Linked DNA regions of Homo sapiens: region 1 is linked to region 2. The links are chromatin contacts, found by Hi-C or POLR2A ChIA-PET in ENCODE. All regions are on one chromosome and are shown on one strand. The core of a region is the stretch at or near the end of the contact, and the rest is flanking DNA. Distances in the headings are between cores, read along the strand shown.

Evidence for each region. Hi-C counts contacts between places; a loop is a spot of excess contacts on that map. ChIA-PET counts read pairs that join two places held with the same protein, here RNA polymerase II (POLR2A). Pooled maps may share reads with other maps.
Region 1: a loop to region 2 is called in a map of PC-3, with 4 times the contacts of the local background. The contact joins two enhancer-like sites. A Hi-C loop is called at or near these places in 1 of 168 maps with a recorded cell type or tissue (PC-3) and 2 of 50 pooled maps. POLR2A ChIA-PET finds 5 or more read pairs at or near these places in 3 of 52 experiments (BJ, PC-3 and naive thymus-derived CD4-positive, alpha-beta T cell).

The regions. Positions count from the first base shown.
Region 1 is chr4:187,583,738-187,588,307 of GRCh38, reverse strand. The region is part of intron 2 of LINC02492 (long intergenic non-protein coding RNA 2492); the gene reads left to right. All of the region lies in intron 2 of LOC105377604 (a long non-coding RNA gene), which reads left to right. Among named protein-coding and RNA genes, the nearest start is that of LINC02492, 87 kb to the left of the region's middle. Within about 2 kb of position 1,352, at least 3 of the 41 ENCODE cell types and tissues checked have a DNase peak (open chromatin) inside an H3K27ac peak, as active enhancers do; they include PC-3, where a contact is called at or near this core.
Region 2 is chr4:187,478,261-187,483,067 of GRCh38, reverse strand. The region is part of intron 1 of LOC339975 (a long non-coding RNA gene); the gene reads left to right. Among named protein-coding and RNA genes, the nearest start is that of LINC02515, 72 kb to the right of the region's middle. Within about 2 kb of position 2,492, at least 2 of the 41 ENCODE cell types and tissues checked have a DNase peak (open chromatin) inside an H3K27ac peak, as active enhancers do; they include PC-3, where a contact is called at or near this core.

The DNA.
Region 1 (4,570 bases), core at 103-2,602, 110 kb before region 2:
ATTACATTCACATCTACAATAACAGCAATTATTTACTGAATATTACCTATATGTCAGGTCTTTTTTTTTAATTTTAAAATTTCACAATCCGTAAGTGAATGCATCCTTATTGTAAATAATTCAGTCAATACACAGCAAACAAAATTCAACCTTGATAAATCTCTGTTCCTCCAATCCCCTACCCATATGCCTTCCCCTTAGAATTGATCACTGTTGCTCTTCATTTACATATGATACATATGATTTTACATATGTTCTATAAATATGTTTTATATGCCACATATGTTTATATGTGTAAATTCTATATTATATACTATTTTTTATTGTGGGCTTTAAAATATATATGGGACCAGTTTTTATATATTGTTCTTCAATTTAAAAAATAACAACAGTATGACTGAAAATTTCTTGGCAATATGTACAGATATGCATCGTTGCATTGAACCATGAACTACTAATTATCTTACAGTATTGTAAGTAGGGCATTTAGAGGCTGTCCTACCTTCTCAGTGATGAACAATACCTGTTTAGAGTATTTCTCTAGTGCAGACTCAAGGATTGGAGCTGTTAGATGAAAGAGTGTTTACATTTTACATTTTATAATATTCTACCAAATTCACCCCCCAAAAGAATGCATGGGTTTGTATTCACCAACACTGGTAGGAATGACTGCCTGCCTGTCAACAGGCTGTCTGACTATGGTGTTGTCGTATCCATCGCCATAGTTATCCCATACGTTTTCTAACCTGATGCATGCAGGTTGGCATCTTACTGATATTTTAATTTGCATTTCTTTGATTATCATTGTGGTTGAAAATTTTTGGTTTCTATTTATTGGCTATTCATGTTTCTTTTGTGAGTTGCCTGTCTTTATTTTTTGCTCATTTGTAAATTGTATTGTTTATACTTCTAAAACTAATTTTAGGAGTTTTTCGCATAGTCAAATATTCTAGATGTTTTTGGTTGTATATAATAATAATAACACCCAATGGTAATTGAGTCCTGGTACTGCTCTAAGCACTTTTTATAGATGACTGCATTTCATTCTTTCAGTACAGTGAGCCGGCACATCTGTCCCCATTTTACAAATAAGGGAATTGAGACACAGAGAGCTGAAAGACTGGGGTGTGTGTGTGTGTGTGTGTGTGTGTGTGCGCGCACGTAGCTTCTCATTTCGTCTGGAGGTCTCTCTCAGCAGAGTGGCTACAAACTTTAGCCCTGCCCTGATGAGATTCCTGGGCATTTGGTCACGGATGTTGACAGTGTGCCTTTTACTAACGACTTCATTCTGGCAGACAGCCTACTGCCTAAATGTCCAACCTGTGACCAGGCCTCCCTTCCACAAGAAGCTTGTTGATACTGGCAGACACCCTGTGGCTCTTGCCTGACCTGTGTGCAGTTTATTCCTACCAGGATGGCCGATCTCTAGGAGAGTCTTGACGGAGAAAGAAGCTGGGTTCAGGTGAGTCGGCCAGGTGAGACACAGTGGAGGCAGTACAGCGAAATCCAGAACAGAGCAGTTTTATTACTCACAGACCCCGCGGCGGGAGGGCAGCAGACCTTACGGGGCCAGCAGGAAGCGGGGAGCAGTCAGGGCTGTCAGGGACACAGGCTCAAGCAGAAGGTGCGGCTGACTGAGAGAGGGAGGACTTGGGGGCTGTGCCTTTATTGGGGTCCATGGGTGTTTTCCCCTAGGCCTTCCCTGTGCAGGTGTGGATGGGCGACTGTAAAGAAACCACGGCAAAGCGAGGAACTTTGTTATAGTTTCTGGTGCTGACCAGGAGGCTTCACCACCACCAGCAGCCGTGGGGTGTGCTGGGTTTCAGGTCAGTGAGATGAGGAAGAAGCAGGCTGTATCACAACTACTCACACGCGAGGGGAGGTTTAACTAGGACAAAGGTGATGGGGTGCGGCTGAGCTTCAAAAAATATATTAACGGCTGAGCAAGGTGGCTCACGCCTGTAATCCCAGCACTTTGGGAGGCCAGGGTGGGTGGATCCCCTGAGGTCAGGAGTTCAAGACCAGCCTGACCAACATGATAAAACTCCGTCTCTACTTAAAAAAAAAAAAATCCCAAAATTAGGTGTGGTGGCGCACGCCTGTAATCCCAGCTACTCGGGAGGCTGAGGCAGGAGAATCGCCTGAATCTAGGAGGCAGAGGTTGCGGTGAGCCAAGATTGCCCCATTGTACTCCTACTCCAGCCTGGTCGACATAAGCGAAACTCCGTCTGGGGGGGAATATATATATATATATATATATATATATATATATATATATATATATATAAAATGTCTGGCTTAGGAATGGATGCCAAAGCAGCAACTATATTAAACAAATTGATGACAATGACCTTGCCCAAGGTCACAGTTGGTGGCAGAGCTGGGCACAAAGTCAGACAGTCAGACAAACGCAGTCTACATCCTTTCTTCACCAATGTGTGGTATTGTCTTTGTATGTTTTCTAAGTGGAAGAGTTTCTCCCAGTCTGTCTCTTGACTTCTATTTATATTACTTTTATTATTATTATTATACAAAAATTTACATTCTATGTAGCCAAACTTGTCTGTCTTTCCCATTATTGTTTTTTTCCCAGTTATTACTTACAAGGCCTTCCATATTCTGAAAATTATTCTATTTTTTACAATAATATTATGGTTTTACTGAATCTGGAATATATGACATGTGAGCTGTAAAGTTATTTTTACCCCACAAATGGATAAATAGGTTTTCAAATTCTATTTTTATTGTATTTTCCTATCCATCCTTTTCCTACAATTTTGAATGATTTACCTTTATCATTCTGCACATGAGTTATACACATGGGTCAGTTTCTATATTTCCTATTCTGTTTCACAGATTGATTTTTTCCTTTCTTATGCCAAATCCTCACTTAAAACAGTAATGGAGATTAACTGAATTATTACAACTTTATGGTATGTTTTTATGTTGTTAAGGGCTAGTTCTTTAGCTTCACCTCACAGTCTTGTTCTTTTTAAAAAATTCCTTTGTTGGCCAGGTGTGGTGGCTCACACCTGTAATCCCAGCACTTTGGGAGGCCGAGGTGGGTGGATCACATGAGGTCAGGAGTTCAAGACCAGCCTGACCAACATAATGAAACCCCATCTCTACTAAAAACACAAAAAATTAGCTGGGCAAGGTGGCGGGTGCCTGTAATCCCAGCTACTTGGGAGGCTGAGGCAGGAGAATTGTTTGAACCCAGGGGGCAGGGGTTGCAGTGAGCCGAGATGGCGCAACTGCACTCCAGCCTGGGCGACAGTGCGAGACTCCATCTCAAAAAAAAAAAATTCCTTTGTCTATGTTTTTAAATTCACTCTTCCAGATGAAGCTTTGAATGGTAGTGTTTCTTGGAAACATGCTTATCTTTAAAAATTGAACAGAATTTATTAATTTAGGAATTAAAAACTTTTCTATTATATGGAACTCTCTTAACCTGGCGTAGGATGTAGGTCTGTTTTCACTTTCTTTTATGTTCTTAAATTCAATTTTATGTTTTTTTCATACAGGACTCACCCTTTTCTAATTAGGTATCTTCCTATGTAGATAAGTGTGTTGCTAGTGTAATTGAACATTTTAAGTTATATTTTCAAGTAGCCTAGTGCTGATGTTACTGATTTTGTCCTGCTTTTATTTTATATTTTGAGCTGGCTAAAGTGACTTACCAGTTTGTCAGTTGATTTTTTTTTGGCTTTTCTAGGTAGAATTTCTTTTTTCGTTGTTTCCAGTAATCCTATCACTCACGTTTAGCTTGTATATTTTTGGCAGGACTTTCTCTACAGTTTTGAATAGTACCAGTGATAGGGAGTATTTGTGTCTTGTTGCTGGGATATTTAACAAGCAGGCTTCTGATGTTTTCTGCTAAGTATATGCTGCAGGTTAAATACTGTTGGTACCCACCCTTTGTCAGGAGGTCATCCTCCACCCATTGGTTGCTAAGTAATTGTTCTATTCATTTGTCAGTTTGTTTTGTTTGTATTTAGAAAAGTGGGTGGATTTTATTAAGTAATACTCCAGTACCATTTTTATCTCTAAGACTCACAAAAATGATGCCAGGCTAGAGTGTGATGTGAGCTTCAATAGGATTAAGTAGAGGGACAGAAGCAGCATCACAAATACTAGAGAGAGGGTGGGGAGCTCTTAATAACCAAAGAAAGCCAAGGAGAGAAAACTCTACTTTGCCCTTTTTTCTGATGTTTCCCTCCAAAAAGTGGCAGAAGCCAGTTCTAAGGTGATTGGCTTCTCACAACCAAAACCGCATAGCAGTTAAAGACAAAATCTCCACGACTGTGTCCTAACCTAAAGTGACACAACCTGGGTAGATCTGAGTAGAATGAAAACACCGATTCGTCTGATTGCTCTTTGTAAATCAGGTATGTCCCAACTCTGGTATTCCTGGTCTTTGCTATTTGTTTAAACCAAATAGATGAACTGTTGTAAATTACATCAGCCAAATTCCATTCCAGGCCAATTTGGCAGCTGTCACATAGATATAAATGCAAGATTCATTTGGGTAGAAATATATGATTATCTAAAATTCAAATCAAATTCACTG
Region 2 (4,807 bases), core at 1,243-3,742:
ATTCCAGAATGGAGGGATATATCTAAGACATCTTTATGCATATTCTTAATTAATATAGCCATTTTTATAAAGTCATTTGAAGAATCAAGGTACTCATGGCAGTAAAAGAAGAAAAAACAGCATTGAAAGAGAAATATGTGAGAAGCATTTTAGAATTCATTGAAATATAAATACAATAAGGTTAGAAATCAAATATACACTGACTTTGGTATTATTTATCCTTTCTTTTTTTAATTCTCTTTGAGTTTTGTTCTTCCTTTTTTCTTCTTCTAGAGAATACTGATAAAGTAGTCCAAAAAATAACTTGAAACCTACAAAAATTAATGTTCTGGTACATATCCTAGCATATAAAGTAATAATTATTTTGATGGGACTAACATGTGAAAAGAAATAAACATACATTGTTATGTATTCAGAAAAATGCCCATGTTCATCTTCTATTAAAAATGCTATCTTTAAAAAAGAAAATAAAAGATGCCTCATTAGTCTTTATTTTTTTGAGTACTTACTCTGGCCCACATCTCTATTATTTGCATGTTTTTCATTGCCTCAGTTAAGTTTTATGCCATCCTTTAGGCATATTAAAAGTAAAACGGAGGCCCGGCATGGTGGCTCACGCCACGCCTGTAATCTCGGCACTTTTGGAGGCCGAGGAGGGTGGAACAACTGAGATCAGGAGTTCAAGACCAGTTTGGCTGACATGGTGAAATCCTGTCTCTACTAAAAATACAAAAAAATTAGCTGAGCATGGTGGCGGGTGCCTGTAATCCCAGCTACTTGGGAGGCCGAGGCAGGAGAATCGCTTGAACTCAGGAAGTGGAGGTTGCAATGAGCCGTGACTTCACCACTGCACTCCAGCCTGGGCAACAAGAGTGAAACTCCGTCTCAAAAAAAAAAAAAAAAAAAAAAAAAAAGAAAAGAAAAAAAAAAAAGTAAACAGCACACAAGAACATTTTGGAGAATTTATTTGAGCAAACAGCAATTAATGAATCAGGAAGCTCCAAACCACAACTGGGTTAGGATGAGCACAGAATAAAGGAAAAAAAATTGATTGTTTGCAGTTATACAGTTTTCCTTATGTGGTCTATTTTATTGGAAAGTCCCTGCTTCTATAATTATAAGTTAGTTGGCTGCTTCATATTGATTGGGCTTGAATTCCGTTTTTATTTAATATAGGCGTTTACAAGAAATAGCTCAAGTTAACTTTCACTTCTGTTTGCCGATCAAGCAGGGTTAGGGTCACTGATGAGGCCTCACTGGCTATGTCTGCTCAAGGGTTGTTCAGGCCTAGCCTCCATATTAATTTGCCTTAATAGGCAGGACTTTTCTTTTGAGGGAAGAGGCTTTTGGAGGAAAGGGTCCACTGAAGACGTAACCATGACAGGGGCATGTGATTTTCCAGACAGAGAAAGTGAGGAAAGAGTCTCAATGCAGCAGATTAAGGAAACTGAAACAAAGATTTTCCAAATGGAAAAGCAGAGATTTGAACGGAGCACTCTCTGGTGCCGAAGCCTTGTTGTCTCCACCAAGAACATCTTCATTGCTTGAGGAAGTGTTGTGCATATTCACCTTTACTTGTTCAATGCTAGTATAGCACCTGGTAGTTTCTCAATGCGTCCTGTGAATTTTACCTTTCAATTTTTTAATTAAAAAAATTTTTTTTTATGTATTTTTTGAGACGGAGTCTCGCTCTGTCGCCCAGGCTGGAGTGCGGTGGCGCGATCTCGGCTCTCTGCAAGCTCTGCCTCCCGGGTTCACGCCATTCTCCTGCCTCAGCCTCCCGAGTAGCTGAGACTACAGGCGCCGACCACGACGCCCGGCTAATTTTTTGTATTTTTAGTAGAGACGAGGTTTCACCGTGTTAGCCAGGATGGTCTTAGCCAGGATGGTCTCGATTTCCTGACCTCGTGATCCACCCACCTTGGCCTCCCAATTTTACCTTTTAAACATATATCCTTTACTCTCTCTGCTCCTTTTAAAACCCACTTCCGATGCATTAGGTCATTACCTCATGTGGACAGTTGAAATAATCTGCAGAGTAGTTTTCCTGCCTCGTATTGTTACTTTCAGTCTATCCACTGTATGATTCATTCCCTGCTTCCTTCTCGACAATATTTCCGCAGATTACCACCCAAGCTTCACAACTGACCCATGAGGCTACTTAGTGTTGCCTGAACAGCCAATGCAAATTCTATGCTAATACTTCTCCATGACAATATCACTTTCTCTCTTTGCTGAAATGACCTTGTGTACACGAAAAAATACCTGACTTATCTTTTGAGACTCATTTCAAGGTTTCCTCCATGGCATTGTTTTGAATCTACCCAGAATCTGCAGCTCTGTTCTTTTTGCTAGTGTTCGGTCTTGTGTAAACACTGTTACAGCGGATGTTACAGTGTGTCCTAAAGGTCTGGACTTAGGTCTGTTTTCCCTACTAAGCTGGAAATTGCTGGAGGCAGGGACATCTTGGCATTGTATCCTTAGAACACATGCACTTGAGCTCAATAAATGTTATTAAGTGAATCATTTGTTGAACAAATGAATGGGTAATCTACTCTTGAGCAACAAGGTACTCACAAGTGCCAAAAAGACACTATTCTCTTATTAGAGGTTATAATCTGTGACAAAGAAGCTTTAGACAGTGCATGAATTCACAGAACCCGTCTCTTGGCATGCTGAGGATAGCAATGTGACACCAAGTGTCTTGGGAAATTTTGAGCAGGGTGACATACTAGCCTCTAGTACCACCTAGAAATGCATGCAGTTTACAACCACATTGTCTAAAATCAGCATCAAAACCCCAAGCATGAATATTGCTCAGTGGAATGGTATGGTTAGGTCAAAAATAAACGAAGTTTGCAAGGAAAAAAATCTAAAAATAATGGCCTGAAAAGTGATAACTCTTCTCTGTAAGATGTAATTGTTTCTGAAGGAATTGCTTACCTGAGTAATGTTATAATTAGCTCATCACAGTTAGGGAGAGCATTAGGGCCCCTTAATTCTAGCATCCCACCTAAGGCAGGACTTCCGGAGAGATGCCAGTCCAGATTCTACCTGAACACTTCCAGAAATGGGAGTCTCATCACTGGAGAGGGAAGCATCTCCTTATTCTGGAGGCAGCTCATTTAATTTTGGATTATTCAGGCTGAGATGAAATCTGCCTTCAATCCGTTGGCCCTGGTCGTTTTTCCAGAGCTACGCAGAACACATCAACTTGTTTTTCCGTGTGAAAACTTTTCATGTATTTGAAGACAGCTATCATTTCTGCCAAAAGCTTCTTTTCCATTAGATTAGAAACACTTCATTTCATGCAATAATTTCTTATGTGATATTCGTTTAAAGCCTTCAGCTCTCTCTGGCCATATTCCAAAGCACACACTTCAATATGTAACCAAATGTGGACACAATACTGCAAGTGTACCTAAGCATTGCAGACATGTCTCATCTTATGTGTATAATATACTTCTTTATCAAAATAAGATGTTTTTACTATATTCAATGAATAAATGGATCGAAATATTCTTAGCTAGGAATTGTTCTTGGATACAAAGGTAAGACAGTCTTTACTTCAAGAAGCCTACAACCTAACAAAATAAAAATACTCTCTCAATAAATTGTGATATTGTCTCAGCACTGTAATTGAGGTAGAGCAAGATATGATCACCAAGTAACTGACATATTAGGTTTTTACACAATGGAAGATCTCTGCTTATTTCAGACAACTTGATATTCATTAAGGATTCATTCCAGACCTGTGCCATTCGAAAATCTAAATGCTGCACCCTCTCCATATCTTTCCTAATTTCATGATGTTGATTTTGTTATAATTCCAGCATAGCAAGGTCTTTTAAACCTTTGTTCTGTCATCAGATATGTTCGTTTTCGATTCTTAGCTTTGTGTCTCCTCTGAGAGCCACAGGGAAGCTGGCTGCACTGTACATGAGCAAAATAGTTTGCGTTCAGCTTTCCCAGCAGAAATATGTGTTGGGGAATTTGGCTAATGGGAAGTGGTAAGGCATATATTTAGAAAAGACAGTTTATTTTACCCAAGACAAATATAGACCCTTGGAATTCTATCCACCATGACTCACAGACAGTGCAGAGTTTCAGCCCCGAAGGGCTGTGTGCTGTTGGCTGTTGGCACACAGTGAAGCCGGGGCCTGAGAAACAGAGAAAAGCACAGAAATGGCTGATGTTTTCAGGCCAGCTTTTGACACCAGACGCCAGATTGCAAGTTGAAACGTTCCCTTATCTCCAGCCCTGCAAGGTAGCTTATAATGTTCTTAAAATAATTAAGCTTCCTTTACGTCGTCTCTGCTTGAATTGCATTTAGCACCTTGCTGGAGAGGCCTTTCCTGACCACCCTGTATAAACAGTCCCAGCCCTGCCTCTGTGCTTGCTCTATCCTTGCCCTGCCCTGTTTCCCATGGCTCTTACCGCTGTGAGACTTACTACGTATTTCCTACTCGTAGACTGTTAGACTCCCTCCATCCCCATGTCCACATGCAGCAGAACATAAGCTCCGCAAAAGCATGGGCTTGGGTTTCCTGACTGTGAACAGGGCCTGGCACTAGCACGTGCTCCATTGGCACGTGCTCAATAAATATTTGTTGAATAAATGAATGAATCTGAAGTAAAATGACGGTAAATTATTGACGTACTTAGCTGGTAGAAGATTTAAAAAAATGACTATGGAAACAACCGAGAATGTCATGTTTATTTGATCGTTCCTAGAAAGATACGATTAATTATACAAAGAATTTTGAGCTTCTCTAAATAAAAGAGCGGTCTGTGTACTTTCAGTGTG